2 separate regions of the Homo sapiens genome follow, and region 1 is linked to region 2. The links are chromatin loops, found by intact Hi-C in ENCODE. Cell type or tissue: HepG2. All regions are shown on one strand. Each heading gives the region's core, and the rest is flanking DNA. Links, peaks and the distances in the headings are about the cores only. Region 1 has its middle 5.1 kb from the start of MIR4424. Region 2 has its middle 57 kb from the start of MIR4424.

What was found. A loop is a pair of places that touch in the nucleus more often than their neighbours do. Peaks named below come from ENCODE experiments on the same cell type or tissue, not always from the same donor. Only the 100,000 strongest peaks of a DNase experiment are listed, where the experiment ranks them.
Region 1: a loop joins it to region 2, with 2.0 times the contacts of the local background. A loop is called at or near these places in 6 of 110 quality-filtered maps.

The regions. Positions count from the first base shown.
Region 1 is chr1:178,678,725-178,687,065 of GRCh38, reverse strand. No RefSeq gene overlaps it. Among named protein-coding and RNA genes, the nearest start is that of MIR4424, 5.1 kb to the right of the region's middle. RefSeq lists enhancers at 1,896-3,095, 4,645-5,205. In HepG2, for the core only: no CTCF peak of the experiment used is centred there; DNase peaks (open chromatin) are centred at 2,185 and 4,425.
Region 2 is chr1:178,616,552-178,624,892 of GRCh38, reverse strand. No RefSeq gene overlaps it. Among named protein-coding and RNA genes, the nearest start is that of MIR4424, 57 kb to the left of the region's middle. In HepG2, for the core only: no CTCF peak of the experiment used is centred there; a DNase peak (open chromatin) is centred at 3,882; H3K4me3 peaks cover 632 bases.

The DNA.
Region 1 (8,341 bases), core at 248-8,247, 62 kb before region 2:
TCTTTCTCCTCCTTTCCCTTTCCTTTCCTGCCTCTCACCTTCCTCCATCTCTACTCTCCAGAGATAGCCTGTGTGAACTGTTTAACGAAAAGAAAACCTTTCTTAAGATTAGAGCTACCCATAAGGACTTGGCTATGTCTTCAAGTATTGATTGCCCCATCATCTCAAGTAGGATATTTTAAAGATTTCTACTTTAGGTGGAATATGGACCAAGTCACTATAAGTAACTATAAGATACCAGTACTCCATTTTTGAGGCAGCATGACTTAAAGACGGGCTGAGACAATTTAAGGGGGAATTCCTGCTTATAAAAAGGTGAGAAAAATTTGAGACATTCAAGAGTAAATATTGTTTGTTGATGGAACAAAAGAACTGTGAAATCCCCTTTCCCTAAAACCAAAGCTATGATGGCAGATGGAATGAGTAACTAGGTAAGGAGGATGAATAACTAGGTAGGAGGATGAATGAAATTGAGATGAGTAGATGTGAAGTTCAGTCCTGTCAAAAAGCACTTGAGGCCAGGTGTGGTGTCTCATACCTGTAATCCCAGCACTTTGGGAGGCTAAGGTGGGCAGATCACTTGAGCTCAGGAGTTTGAGACTAGCCTAGGCAACATGCCAAAACCCTGTCTCTACTAAAAAAAAAAAAAAAAAAAAAAAAAAATTAGCCAGATGTAGTGGCATGTGCCTGTAGTCCCAGCTACTCAGGAGGTTGAGACAGGAGAATCGCTTAAGTGTGGGAGACGGAGGCTGCAGTGAGCCAAGATCGTGCCACTGCACTCCAGCCTGGGTGACAGGAGTGAAACCCTATCTCAAATAAAAAAATAAAAAGTGAAAAATTAAAAAGAAAAAAGCACCTTGAACCAGATCACAGATGCAGGAATGAGCAGAAAACTTAGGAGAGGCAACAACACTCACACAGATGGCCAAGGCCCCTCTGGCCTGTGAAAATACTGGTTTGACTGAATGTTATTTGGGATCTTTCCTTTACACATGAATAATTAAATGTATCCCATGTATGTTCTGAGCTAAAGCAGAAAGAACAGAAAAACACTTAACCTTTTCAAAATTATTTCACAGCTGAACTTGTTCCAATTGACTCCTGATATGTTAATGAAATAGTAGTGGTTGTCATTTAATGTTTCTAGTGTGATCAGAATCAGAAGCAAACGAAATATTCTGAATTTTCTCTTTCATAGACTGTAAGAGTAATAGAAATGAGATTATGTCTTGTCCAGGCCTAGTAAATAAGTAAATCTTAAATAAATGAATAAATACCATTCATTAGGGTTTGCCTCTGTTTCACATTCAATACATCTACCTAGCATTCAACACATCTGATTTAATGAAAACTTCAGAAAACCCTGTGAAGTTATTATTACCTCTATTTCACAGATGAGAAATGAGGCCTGGAAAAGTCAAATAACTTGTTCAAAATCACACAGCTAATAAGTGGTGGAACCAGGCCGGGCGCGGTGGCTCATGCCTGTAATCCCAGCAGTTTGGGAGGCTGGGGCTGGTGGATCACCTGAGGTCAGGAGTTCAAGACCAGCCTGGCCAACATGGTGAACCCCGTCTCTGCTAAAAATACAAAAATTAGCCAGGTGTGGCAGTGGGTGCCTGCAATTCCAGCTACTCAGGAGGCTGAGGCAGGAGAATCGCTTGAACCTGGGAGGCGGGTGTTGCAGTGAGCTGAGATCACACCATTGCAATACAGCCTGGATGACAGAGTGAAGCTGCGTTTCAAAAAAAAAAAAAAGTACTGGAACCAGAATTGGGACCCAATTCTATCTGACTAAATCCATATCCTTTCCACATCCCCCTGTCTTTATGTATGTGAATGTATAGACAGAGCATGTTCATGACTCTACATGGTCAAATATCATGCATGTGTACAGAGCAATCTCAAAATAGAAGTTTTTAGTTCTTTCTAAAAACAAATTTATCCAGGGGAGAAGATCATCATAAAGACATAAACATGCCTACTGGATTTTCAGAGGCTCCTATAAGTTCTTTAATACTTAGATATCTGGACTGCAAAATAGTCTTATTTTTTTCCTTTTGTTGTGGATTTATTTTTCAAGGAGTTGTATAGCAATGACACATTGGATTGTTATTTCTGAGGCTTGTTTTGAAATATGTATTGAAACCTATGAACTCTGCAGTTCCTGTGGTCACACATTTTTTCTTAATGACTGTTAAATGATGTGTTTTTTTTCAAAAGCTCTAAGAGAGCATGACCTTTACCCAACAGGTTTCAATTTTCAAAAAATATTTCCTTACTTTTACACTAAGCTAGATATTTATTTTCATTTCCCTAGTTTCCCATTCACTTTAGCAGATCTTCATGTGCTCAGCCTCTATGCCAAGGCCTGTGAGGGCTTCAAAAGGAGGACACATGGGTTGGTTAAGTTTTCCAGTATCAGCTCTTCAGAGAGCCTGGCCTTCACCACCCAAGCAGACACCCTCCCCCATGCCCACCCTCATCATTCTCTGAATAAGGTACGCTTTTCATCTCTTCATTTCTTCTCACAATCTGTAATTGTTTCATTTATCTACTTGTTTATTAACTGTTGTCCCCACATAAATTTTGCTTTTTTTTTTTTTTTTTTTTTTTTTTTGATGCAGAGTCTCGCTCTGTTGCCCAGGCTGGTGTGCAGTGGTGTGATCTTGGCTTCCTGCAACCTCTGTCTCCCAGGTTCAAGCAGTTCTCCAGCCTCGGCCTCCTGAGTAGCTGGAATTACAGGCATGTGCAACCACATTCAGCTAATTTTTTGTATTTTTAGTAGAGATAGGGTTTCGCCATGTTGGCCAGGCTAGTTTCAAGCTCCCAGCCTCAGGTGATCTACTCTCCTCAGCCTCCCAAAGTGTTGGGATTACAGGCATGAGCCATCACGCCTGGCCGACATGACACAAGTTCTGAGAGGGCAGAGATCTCATCTGTCTTCCTCACTGCTGTGTCCCCCAGCAACTTAGCATAGTACTTGGCACAGAAAGCTCTGAATAAAAATTGCTGACTGACTGAATGAGTAAATGGATGTCTCCAGAACCTAGCAATGCCTACCACATGGTAGGCGCTCCATGAACCTTTTCTCATAATGAATGAAGTCATCAAGAAAGGAGACAGGATTTGACCTGTGATGTGAGGATGTGAGGTAATGATCGTGAAGTTCAGTCCACTCAAAAAGCACCTGAGGCCAGGTGCGGTGGCCTATAGAGGGGCATTCAACCTTTTGTCTGTACAGAACAGGCATTTTTTTTTTTCTGGCAAATGCTCCTTAAAACCATGTGGGGGCTACTAATCATGAAGTACTTCAGAGGTATGGCACATGCTCAAGTTGAGTTAATCAGTGTTCTTCTTTCTTCTGGGCACATTGACTGGTCTCTAGATAGGCACAAAGTCCCGCCCAGGTCATTCAGTGTCTTTTTACCACTCATTTTCAGACTCAAGCGGAAGAAAGATATTCCTTTTTTCTCTAGTCAGAGAGCTGCAAGGATGTGTGCCCAAGGCAGCTATGTCTTCAAAGCTGGTCTGAGAGGATGATGCCAACAGGCAGAAATTCAAAGGCAGGGGATGGTAAGCAAGCCCCAATGGCCAAGGGCCAGAGGACTTTTTCAAGGCTTAACTGTTCAGCTTCAAATCTGTGAGTGAATCTTGTGTCTTATCATAAATAACCTCCCTAAAAAACAAAAACTTAAGTGATTAGGTTGAATCTGAGAATCCCAAGTAATACAAATATGGGTAGGTGAACAGGAGTAGGGATGAGCTTTTGGATAAAAGCACGAAGGTTAGATTAAATATGATTTTTAGGAAAGTTCATAATGAAACGCTTAAATGATAGGTGTTTATGACCTTCAGCCAATGTATATTACTGCTATCTCTAGTATGACCCTCATTTATACAGTTAGCTTTTTCCATTAAAATAGGAAATGGAATGTGATGACATGAGGAAATACTTAGGATATAAAACTAAGTGGAAAAAGATAAATATGAATACAGATACAGCTAGAGTACAACTATATAGAGGACAATGATGCAGTGAAATTGCACAGACTTAGAGTCATGGATTTTGATTTGAATCCAGTTTCAATTTCCTAGGGTGTGAACTTGAGCATATTAATATCTTTGAGCTTTTGTTTTTCTCATCTGTAAATCAGGGATAATATCTTTGAGGGGTTTTGAGAGATAAAATGAAATATAGTATGTAAAATCCCTAGCGCAGTGCCTGGCATTGAATAGATGTTAGTGTTCCATCCTGTTACAAAATAGTAAAACTTGCTGCCTAGAAAACTAGAAGAAAAAAGTCTAAATGTTAACAGTACTTGTGTTTGGATTCCTCCAACAAACGTTTATTCAAGACCAACAATGTACAGGCACTAAGGATAAAACAGTGAACAAAGTGGACAAAGTCCTTGACCTCATGGAGCCTAAATTCTGGGTAGGAATATAGACAATGAACAAAGACATAAATTAAACAGTGATTCACACATCCTGAAGTGCTAAAGATCAGAAGAACCCAGCATTTGTGTATGTGGAAGTGGTAGTGCAACAAGTTTAAACCACGTGTCCTGAAAAGCCTCACTGAGAAAGTGATATTTGAGCAAAGACTTGAAGATGAAGGATGGTAGCACTATGGATACTTTTTCCTTTTTTCTTATATCTACTTCTCTGATTTTTAAAATGAGCATTTACATTTTATTGTTTTTAATTTTTTATTTTGAAAAATGGTTTAACTTTTCTAGCCTTATTAAGGTATAATCAAAAAATAAAAATTGTATACCTCTAACATGTACAATGTGATGATTTTATCCATATAATAAAGATTTGATTATATGTATGTTTTATATGTATACACACACAGTGAAATGATTACCACAATCAAGCTGATTAACATATCCATTACCTCACATTGTCACCTGTGGTGAGAACACTTAAGATCTATGCACACAGCAAATTTCAAGTACACAATAGGTCGGGTGTGGTGGTTCATGCCTGTAATCCCAGCACTTTGGGAGGTTGAGGTGGGAGGATCACTTGAGGTCAGGAGTTTGAGACCAGACTGGCCAACATGGTGAAACCCCATTTACTAAAAATACAAAAATTAGCTGAGTGTGGTGGAGCATGCCTGTAGTCCCAGGTACTCAGGAGGCTGAGGTGGCAGAATCACTTGAGTCTGGGAGGCAGAGGTTACAGTGAGCTGAGTTTGCGCCACTGCACTCCAGCCTGGGTTACAGAGCAAGACTCAGTCTCAAAAAAAAAAAAAAAAAAGTATGCAATAGTCACCATGATGTATGTAAATTCCCAGAATTTATTAATCTTAGAACTGAAAGTCTGTACCTTCAGTTAACATCTCCCTCCACAACCCTTCCCCCTCGCCTCAGCCCCTGGCAACCACCATTCTACTCTCTGCTTCTATGAGTTTGACTAGTATAGATTCCACATATAAGTGAGATAATATAGTATTTGTCTTTCTATATCTAGCTTAATTCACTTAGCATAATCTCCTCCAGGTTCAAGCCTGTTATCACAAATCGTGGGATCTTCTTCCTTTTTCATGGCTGAATGATATTCCAATATGTGTGTGTGTGTGTCTGTGTGTGTGTATGTGCACGTGTGTGTGTATGTGCGTGTGTATAACATTTTCTTTATCCATTCATCTGTGGACAGACACTTGTATTATTTCCATATCTTGGCTACTGTGAATACTGCTCAATGAGAATGGGAGTGCAGATACAGGTTGAATATACCTTATCTGAAATGTTTGGGGCCAGAAGTGTTTTGGATTTCAGATTTTGAAATATTTCCAGATTATGAGATATCTTAGGGATGGGAGCCAAGTCTAAACACAAAGTTCATTTATGTTTCATATATACATTATACACATAGCCTGAAGGTAATTTTATACAATATTTTAAATAATTTTGTGCACAAAACAAAATTTGTGTACACTGAACCATCAGAAAGCACAAGTATCACTATCTCAGCCACCCAAGTGGACAATCTGTGGTTGTTTGGCATCATCATCATTCCTGACTCTGAATTTATATGCTACCAATAAGCAACCATTTTCTCAGACTTATTCACACATTAGTACTTACAATAAAAAATGTGAAATATCATTAATACAGTGAAAAAATAATGTGTTCAGGGAAACTAAGCAGCACAGTGGCATCGCCAGAATACCTGTATCAGCTGTGAAACAATGGTAACGACAAAGGAAGCAAATGTTTTTGCTTCTCTGTCTACAATGCTGCGTTTCAATTAAAAAGTTACAACTTTACACTGTATTTCTTTTTCTTTTTCTTTCTTTCTTTTTTTTTTTGAGACAGAGTTTCGCTATTGTTGCCCAGGCTGGAGGGCAACGGCGCGATCTCAGCTCACCACAACCTCCGCCTCCCGGGTTCAAGCGATTCTCCTGCCTCAGCCTCCCAAGTAGCTGGGATTACAGGTGTGCCACCACGCCCAGCTAATTTTGTATTTTTAGTAGAGACGGGGTTTCTCCATGTTGGTCAGGTCTCAAACTCCCGACCTCAGGTGATCCACCCACCTTGGCCTCCCAAAGTGCTGGGATTACAGGCGTGAGCCACCACGCCCAGCCTGTATTTCTTTTTTTTAGGTGAGAAGAAACATCAAAAGAAGTTGAAGGACCAGGAAGTGGGTCCTCTAGGGATGAGGGGGCATCTGCTGGCTTTTTAAAGTGTTTCCTCCAGATTAATCTGCTTCATTGACCATGGTTTTTGCCTTAGAAGTCTCTCTTGATTTTATAAACAGACATGATTTCTTGTTCTATTATGAATGCACACTGCTCAAATCCTTCAATAAGCTCATCACACATTTGCACCATGTCATCTGTAGGCACTTTTTCTGCAGTGTTAACAACATCATCTTCGTCATCACTATGATCACAATCACCTTGATTCAGAACCATTTTCGCTATTTTACCATAAATCTGTGAATGAACAACTGGAGCCTCGGTATTGATGTTAAAAAGTCTTCAATATTCACTTCTTCCAGCTTACTTAGAGACTCCAAAAGTATATTTTTTGCATATGTAAGGAGGTCAGGCATCATTTTATTCTAACTTGACATATGGAATCCTTTAGAGTCACCATCTTGTTTATCATCATCACTGAACATAGTTGTAGGACACAGGTTATGCCAGGCCAGTGACTTTAGTCACTGTGTGCCAAGCATTGCAAAAGCATATATAGTATACATAGCTAAACTCCTTTTGAAAACCTTCCACACCCACACCTCTGTCCACTGCTGTTAGAATGCTGTTTAAGAAAGTGTTTTTATATTTACTCTTATCTAAGAATTCCCTGGTCATGTGGTTGAAATAATGGAGTCACATTTGGGGGAAAGTACGTGGCATAAACATTATTTTTGGTGAGAATTTCAGCTGGCGGATGAGAATGAGCATAACAGTTGTCAAGGAATAATGAAATCTTCCAATTGCCATCCAGCCCAGCTTCCCAGCAGTGAGCACATGCCACTGGTACAAAATGTTTGTGAAATCAATCAGAAAAGATATTCCTGGTGATCCATGCCTTTTTCTTAATATAATCATAGATTGGTATGAAATTCACTTTTTGGAAACAGTGAGGATGCAAGCTTTTCCCTACCTCAGCAAGTTTACACTTATGTAACTTATGCATACATGCTGCATTGGAACATCCCAGCATAGTTATTCTGTCCTTGGCATCCTTAATTCCTGTAGGAGCTGTCCGATTAGCAGTGGTCAGTGTCTTTCTGGGGCAACAATGCCAAAATAGCGATGTCTCATTAGCATTATTGCTATAGTTTGGATGTTTGTCCCCTCCAAATCTTATGTTGAAGTTTGATCACCAGTGTTGGAGGTGGGAACTAATGGGAGGTGTTTGAATCGGGCAGTGTGGGGCGGGGGTTTGCAGATCCCTGGTAAATAGATTCATGGCTTCCCTGAGGGGAGGAGGCATGAGTGGGTTCTCACTCTATTAGAGAGAGCTGATTGTTAAAAAGAGCCTGGGACCTCCCCAACCCCTGCTTCTTCTCTTGCCATGTGATTTCTGCACAAGATGGCTCTCGCTTCACTTTCCACTATGAGTGGAAGCAATCTGAGGGCCTCACCAGAAGCAGATGCTGGCACCGTATTTTTTGTGCAGCCTGAAGACCCATGAGCCAAATAAACCTCTTTACTTTGTAAATTCCCCAGCCTCAGGCATTCCTTTATAGCAACACAAAATGTACTTAGACAATTACAAGCTTGTTCTGGCATCAGATTTTCATCAGTGATGACCTTGACAAATTCATCAATGAATTTCTCTACTGCTTTGTGATGAGCAGATGCTTTACCACAAAA
Region 2 (8,341 bases), core at 286-8,285:
TGTGTCTTGTAGGATGAAATAGACACAAAAAACCATTGGAGGGATTAAAGTTATGTCATGAACATGTTTGATAATGTTGGTGGCTGCCTGCCCTAAACAGTAATTTTTGTGTAACGTCTTTGGTTGTTGAGGTTAAACTTTTCTTTTTGAAAATGGATAAATGCCAACACTATTTTCTTTTCTTTTCTTTTCTTTTTTTTTTTGGAGATGGAGTCTCACTGTGTCGCCCAGGCTGGAGTGCAGTGGCGTGATCTCGGCTCACTGCAACCTCCGCCCCTCCAGGTTTAAGCAATTCTCTGCCTCAGCCTCCAGAGTAGCTAGGATTACAGGCGCGTGCCACCACGCCCGGCTAATTTTTTGTATTTTTAGTAGAGACGGGGTTTCACCATCTTGGCCAGGCTGGTCTTGAACTCCTGACCTCGTGATCCACCTGCCTAGGCCTCCCAAAGTGCTGGGATTACATGTGTGAGCCACCATGCCCAGCCAGCACTATTTTCTTTTGCTGCTTTTTGATAATGAAACTATACCTGCTGTTAATTATGGAACGGGGTGTGTCTATGCAATCTAAAAGTGGTATACGCCATTAGGATCTACATCAAAAGAAACAAGGGGCTGGGCATGGTGGCTCACAGCTGTAATCCCAGCACTTTGGGAGGCCAAGGCAGGAGGATCATTTGAGGCCAGGAGTTTGAGACCAGCCTGGGCAACAAAGTGAGACCCCATCTTTACAAAAAATACAAAAGAATTAGTCAGGAGTGATGGGATGTGCCTGTAGTCCCAGCTACTCAGAAGGCTGAGCTGGGAGGATTGCTTGAGCTGTGGGAGGTTGAAGCTGCAGTGAGCTGTGATTGTGACACTGCACTCCAGCCTAAGCATCAGAGGAAGACCCTGTCTCAAAAAAAAAAAAAAAAAAAAAAGAGTGGATGGCCCAAATGCACCCTTATTTTACATTGCCTAACACTCATCTGGTCCTTCAAAGTCATTTTTCCACACCTTGATTCAGCGGTTGGTATTATAAACAAGATTTTGCAATAGTCTTAAAAACAGTGATCTCAATATGCTCCCGTTGCTTGGTTTGCAGCTGGTCAATGGTATGCTGGTAAATGCATAAAAAATAGCTAGCTCTCTGAAATAAAGTCCTGATTTACAGCTTTTTCTTTCCTTTTTTTTTTAAGACAGCGTCTCACTCTGTCGCCCAGGCTGGAGTGCAGTGGCACGATCTTAGCTCACTGCAACCTCTGCCTCCCAGGTTCAAGCGATTCTCCTGCCTCAGCCTCCCGAGTAGCTGGGACTACAGGTGCCCACCACCACGCCAGCTAATTTTTGTATTTTTAGTAGACACAGGTTTTCTCCATGTTGGCCAGGCTAGTCTTGAACTCCTGATCTCAAGTGATCCACCTGCCTTGGCCTCCCAAAGTGCTGGATTACAGACGTGAGCCACCTCGCCCGGCTGATTTACAGCCTTTTCAACTTCCAGTTTCTGTGGGGCAAACACTCTCTCCATGGCTGATTTCATGCTACCAATGTGATGTTACTAAATGCAGAGTTAGGGAGAAAAACACAAGAGCACACTATTTTATGATGTTTCCGCCATATCGATACAATAGGCCTAAATAATCTCAAGATAATAGGTATTAGATATCAGTAAAATATTAGTAAATAAAATATTGGTAAAATAGAAAGTTACACATTTTATGCATTATTACATTTGTTTTTAATATAATTTAGCTGTAAGCTTATTTAATTTCATTGTGAATAATGATTATTTTTTTAACAACCAGTTTGCAAAATTCCTGAAAACTTAAGGATCAGTTCTCATGAGCTAGTTAAGTGGTTCCAGCACATCACTGGTTCTGGTCAACATAATGAAGGGTCAAAGAAAGATCAATTTCTCCATGAGGGTAAAAAGCACCAATTGGTGGTCAATACTGCAAAGTCAACCTTGGACAGAGCCCCAAACCTGCCATTTTTTAGGAACAGAGCTTAATGTTTTTGATGGTCTACCCAGCAAACTTAAGAGGTCTACAATTTTGAGAAAGAGGATTTTCCCTTTGAAAAAATGAGATAAATTATACTTTGAGTCAATCTAGAGCAAGCTTGTCCGACCCGTGGTGCCTGCAATGGCTTTGGATGCAACCCAACATGAGTTCCTAAACTTTCTTAAAACATGAGATTTTTTGCGATTAATTTTTATTTATTTATTTATTTTACCTCATCAGCTATCGTTAGTGTTAGTGTATTTTATGTGGGGCCCCTGACAATTCTCCTTCCAGTGTGGCCCAGGGAAGCCAAAAGATTGAACTACCCTGAGAGGGAGGAACAATTAGACAAGGATTAGAGCCCACTGGTTAGAACACACTGACAATTTAAGCCAGGCGCTGTGGCTCACGCCTGTAACCACAGCACTTTGGGAGGCTAAGGTGGGTGGATCACTTGAGGCCGGGAATTCAACACCAGCCTGGCCAACATGGTGAAACCCTGTCTCTACTAAAAATACAAAAACTAGCTGGGCGTGGTGGCGTGCGCCTGTAATCCCAGCTACTAGGGAGGCTGAGGCAGGAGAATCGCTTGAACCTGGCAAGCGGAGACTGCAGTGAGCTGAGATTGTGGCACTGCACTCCAGCCTGGGCAACAGAATGAGTGAGACTCCATCTCCAAAACAAAACAAAAACAGAAAGAACATACTGACCATTTTGATGACACACATTTTAACATTTTGATATCAAATTTAGGTCTGGAGCTTTCTGCGTTTGCGCAGCATTTCATCAGGAGTGTTGTGGCTGCAGGGGCCGTCAAAGACCCACTGTGATGTTTAGGGGTGAGGCAATGAGGGCCCATGCAGGGAGGCGAGCGGGAGACTGGGAAGGAAAGGCCAACGAAGTGACGCAACAGACCCTCTCCTAGGCAGAGAGTCAGTCACCTCCACACACACGAAAATCTGGAGATCGGTTCATGAATTCGAAAGGAGACTTTTCCCCCCAAAGATATTCAGCAAATGGAGATGATGGTACCAGAACAACAAATATGCATTTCTTTCTTCTTTTAAAAAAGAAACACAATGATGTTGCCTCTGACATGTCTGTGTGTAGAGTGAGAAGAGGAGAGTATCTGAAGTCACACACCTCTGAGCAGTTTTTCTCCCTTGGACAAATCACTTAACTTCTCCCAGTCCGACTCCTCCTCTGGTATGAGTGACTATCCGATGTGTGTGAAAGGCCAGTGCATGTGTCCAATGTGTGTGAGTGTTCAATGTGTGAAAGTACCTCACAAACACTAATGCACTAGCCACCCTTTAAAACTAGTGTGCTGCCCTTGCAAGTAGATTTCCTTGTCTTTTTAAACATCCTTGTTGCCAGCGTCTACTGGACTGTGAAATGGGAAACTGCCTCTTGCCCCCACTCTGTTCGTTCGCTACCACCCCTGCGAAGAATGACCATTTCTCTGAGAGGCCGTTTCCTCATCTCCACAAGGGAAGCCTGGACAGTTGGTCACCATTAACATTAGAAACCTCCTTCACGCCTCTCTTTTTGCTCTCTTACTAACAGCTTTATCTGTGCTTTGACCTAAAAGCTAACTCTGAATTTTTTATGCACCTGTGAGGTCTCATGTCTTATCAGAGGGTGTCTTCACAGAAGTGACATTTCCATCTGTTTTCACACCTTGGCAGGTGGGTGGGTGAACAAAGGGGATAGTTCTATTTTCCCCTTCAGGTTTCTAAACCAAATCAATGAAAACAAACAAACAAAAAAAGATCACAAATCAGAGTGAGTTGTAAATCGCTGAATGTCCTGAAAAGTGACCTGTGGTTCTTCATCACTTGGTCTGTTTGCTAAGTTCAAGGTCTGATGGGGTCTGGATGTTTGTTCCCTCCAGATCTCATGTTGAAATGTGACCTCCAGTGTTGGAGGTGGGGCCCAGTGGGAGATGTTGGATCATGGGGGTGGATCCCTAGTGAATGGCTTGGTGCCCTCCCCATGGTAATGAGTGAGTTCCCACTCTGTTAGCTCACATGAGAGCCAGTTGTTTAGAGGAGCCTGGTGCCTCATCCTCTCTCTCTCTCTTGCCATGTGATACACTGTCCCTCCCTTTACCTTCTGCCATGATTGTAAGCTTCCTGAGGCCTCCCCAGAAGCCAAGCAGATGCTGCTGCCATGCTTTTACAGCCTGCAGAACTGTGAGCCAAATAAACCTCTTTTCTTTATAAATTACCCAGCCTCAGGTATTCCTTTATAGCAATGCAAACGGACCAATACAAGGTCATTTAGGGTTTAGCAGAACATCACACTGTTTTTTCAGTCCTAGGACAGCAGGTGAGTGCAAAGCATATGTTCTATGGGCTCCAACATGAATTCAATATGTATGTTCTGATTCATTCACACTCTACTCACTAAATAACCATTTGATATCTGAGAAGTCTTCAGAGTTTTAATGAAAAAATCTCTTCAAAGTATTATTTTCTTTGAATCCAGCATTCATATTTTCCATTGTTAAGAATAAGAATTAATAATAGTCCATAGAGTTTGCGTAGGTTTGAAACATTGCCAGAATCCTTTGTTTCTCAACTTCAGGGTTCCTTCAAAACATCTAATCACATAATCGTAATTTTAAAAAATACTTATATGTGGTGTGTGTGTCAACCATGGGCATGTGCCAGGAATTGTGCTAGGCACTTTGCGTTGTCACTAACATTTATAACAATGGTTGAAGGTAAGTATTACTTTCATTAACAGGCAAGGAAGCCGAGGCTCAGAAGATTTTAGGACTTGCCCAAGGCTAGAGCTGACAAGTCAAAAAGCAATTCTATTGAACTCTCTCTATTTGAATCCCCTTAGTTAATTTTCTTTAATTTAGAAAATGTTTATCAAGTGCCTCTATGTGCCAGGTGCTGTCCTAAGCCTGAGGAGAAAATCTTGAGGGGCTCCCAGTGAAAAGTCTCTCATTTTTATCCTTCAACATGTGATTGCAGATGGCAGGTAAAAAGGAGTTTCTGAGGTTGTACCAATTAGGGTATATTTGATTGCAAGTAACAGGAAACCCAACTCAAATTGCCTCTAGTTATCCTCTAATATCCATTTTCTTCTTCTACTAGGAGCACAGTCTCCAAGGTTTAGCCAGTCACGTGGCCTCCCAGAATAAAGACAAGTCTCTCAGCCTCACCTGAAGCTGGGTGTGGCTGTGTAATTAACTCCTAGCATACAAGCAGAAGTGCTATACGCCTCTTCTGGGAAGGATCATTTCCTTTTCTCCTTGCTGACGGGATTTGGGTGTGATGGCTGGAGTTGGAGAAGCCATCTTGGATGGGGGAAATACATTATGTGTTAATTTAGCTGACAGAGCTACCAGACAAAAGGTATGCTCTCCCTGGAAATTTTTTTTTTTTTTTTTTTTTTTGGCCTGGGAAATAAATAAAACTTAAACTTGTTGAAGCCACTCTTGTTTGGGGTTTCTGGTTACTTGCAACTGAACCTGATCCTAACTCATACACTGTTCACATAGCTGGAAGTGCAGAGGTGGGGTGGGCTCAGTGTTAGTTTGACTTGGCAGCTTGGTCTTTGTTCTGCTTTTGGTGCCAGTCTCATTTTAATACTGCCTTTCTCTCATGGGGCAAGATGGCTGCTAACAAAAAGATAGTTAGTACATGCTTCCTTATCAATTTTCAGAGAAAGGGAGAGAGAGAATCATGTCTACAGCCCTCTCATAAAAATGATAAAGCTCCTTCCCCAGAAGGCCTCTGATATCTTGCTTTTCATCGCCCTGAATTAGGTCAAATGTAGCCAGGGGATTGCCATGACTGATTGGTTTAGTTCTGACAGAACCAATCACTGTGGCAAGGGAATCAGACTTACATTAATTGACTTGGACTAATCAGGGTCTACCCCTGGAGGTGGGATAGTCTCTCTTTCCTCTTTCGTCTCTTTTCTCCCTTCCTCCCTTCTTCCCTCCCTCTCTCTCTCTCCCTTCCTTCCTTTCTTTTTCTTTCTTTCTTTTCTTTTCCTTTTCTTTCCTTTCCCTTTCCTTCTTTCTTTCCCTTCCTTCCTTCCTTCCTTCCTTCCTTCTCTCTCTCTTTCTTGACAGAGTCTCGCTCTGTCATCCAGGCTGGAGTGCAGTGGTGCAATCTTGGCTCACTGCAACCTCCTCCTCCCGGGTTCAAGCAATTCTCCCATCTTAGCATCCTGAGTAGGTGGGATTACAGGCATGCACCACTACGCCCAGCTCATTTTTGTATTTTTAGTAGAAATGGTTTTGCCATGTTGGCCAGGCTGGTCTCGAACGCCTGGCCTCAAGTGATCCGCCCACCTCAGCCTCCCAAACTGTTGGGATTATAGGCATAAGCCACGGCGCCCAGCTAGATAGTTTTTCTTTTTAAATTCAGGATAACAGACGAATTTAGGGTCAGTATAGTTAATCCTTGGCACCGATGAATTTAACCTTCCCAGTTTGTACAGCTTTGAAAGACTCCAGTGGTCTACAACTGTGCAAGGGGTGGTACAACACCTTCCTTCTGTGGGTGCTGAGAAGATTCAATGACATACATTGTCCTCTATTTCAGGAACTAGAGACTGGTGGGCTAGGAAGAGTCATTTTACTGGTGAGTCCCCAGACTGGCGCCATGCAGTCCCCAGATAAATGAACCCCTTGGAAATGAGCAGAATTGTCAGTACTACCTTCTCCCAGGCTGGCGTGTCTTAGGGAGGGCTGCTACCTGAGAATTTCTCCTCCAGCCCCCACCCACCTCTGCTCCAAGGCTGCTTGAGGTGTCTATAATTTCTGGAAGCTTTATTCTTCAGGATCAAGACATCTTCTTGCCAGAAAGTCCCCAGTAAGCTAGGAGGAGCAACACATTAAACCCAGCAGAAATTTGTTGATTAGGAAAATTAGAAAATTAAAAACCCCTCTTACTCATCCCCGCCATTTCCTCTACCATTACAGACAATGGGCCAGTGTGCAGTTGGGGTGTCGTCATAGAAAAGAACAAGTTCCCTGTTCAGGCTGATCAGAAAGGGCAGGATGGGCTATCATAGTGGGAGTCCTAAGTCCCTGCTGAGGATAGAAGGCGGGGATAATAGGAATGATCAGAAAGTGGAGATCATGGAGACATCAAAGTCAAATTCAGTGATTTAATAATTTAGCCAGCCGGGCACCGTGGCTCAGGCCTATAATCCCAGCACTTTCGGTGGCCAAGGCGGGTGGATCACTTGCGGTCAGGAGTTTGAGACCAGCCTGACCAACATGGTGAAACCCCGGTCTCTACTAAAAATAAAAAAATTAGCTCGGCACAGTGGTGCATGCCTGTAATCCCAGCTACTCGGGAGGCTGAGGCAGGAGAATCGCTTGAACTGGGGAGGCAGAGGTTGCAGTGAGCTGAGATCATGCCATTGCACTCCAGCCTGGGCAACAAGAGAGAAACTCTGTCTCAGAAAAAAAATAAAATAAAAATAAATAAAAATAAAAAATAAAAAGAAAATAATTTAGCCCTGGGCTAGCCTCATGCAATCTATGCTGAGTGACAAAATTGCTATCATTTGATTCCATGGCTATTGATTGACAACAGCTCTATTACTTCCCTTCTTGGATACACCAGTGGTTTCCAGAATCTTTGAAGCTTTGTTTCTTACTCATCCATCTGGCCTGTGGTATGCCCACATGGCTTAGTACACAGCCTTGTTAAAATGACAAGACTCCATCAATCTCCCCAAAATGGAAAAACAAAACAAAACAAAACAAACAAACAAACAAAAAACAGAAGAAGAACATTAATGCAGTACAGAAATCATGTCAGAGAAGGAGTGAAGCCAGAAACACTGTCCCAAAATAGGATTAGAGGGAGCTAAGTTGCAGTGGAAAGCAAAAGGTCTTTCTTACTTTCAACCAATTCTAGAAGCAACTTTTACAATGAACATCTTTTTCTGTAGTAAATTTATGTGGGCACTATCTTTCAGTACATCATCCATTCATTAGCTTATTTAAGCTTATCACTTAAATCAATGAAATATGTTGGATATTTAATCTCAAACTGTCAGGATCCAATTTATTCTTCTGAAGGGCCATTTCTGAAGTTCTTTTGAAGTGTCTTACTTCACCTTTACCCCAGTATTTCTCCAAGTGTCATCCCTGGACTATTCATATACAAATCACACAGCAGGGGAAAGAATAATGGTGGTGGTGGTGGTGGTGAGTATTAAAAATGCAACTGAGGCGGGCGGATCACTTCCGGTCAGGAGTTTGAGACCAGCCTGGCCAACATGGCAAAACCCTGTATCTACTAAAAACACAAAAATTAGCCAGGCATGGTGGTGCGTGCCTGTAATCCCAGCTAATCAGGAGGCTGAGGCACGAGAAT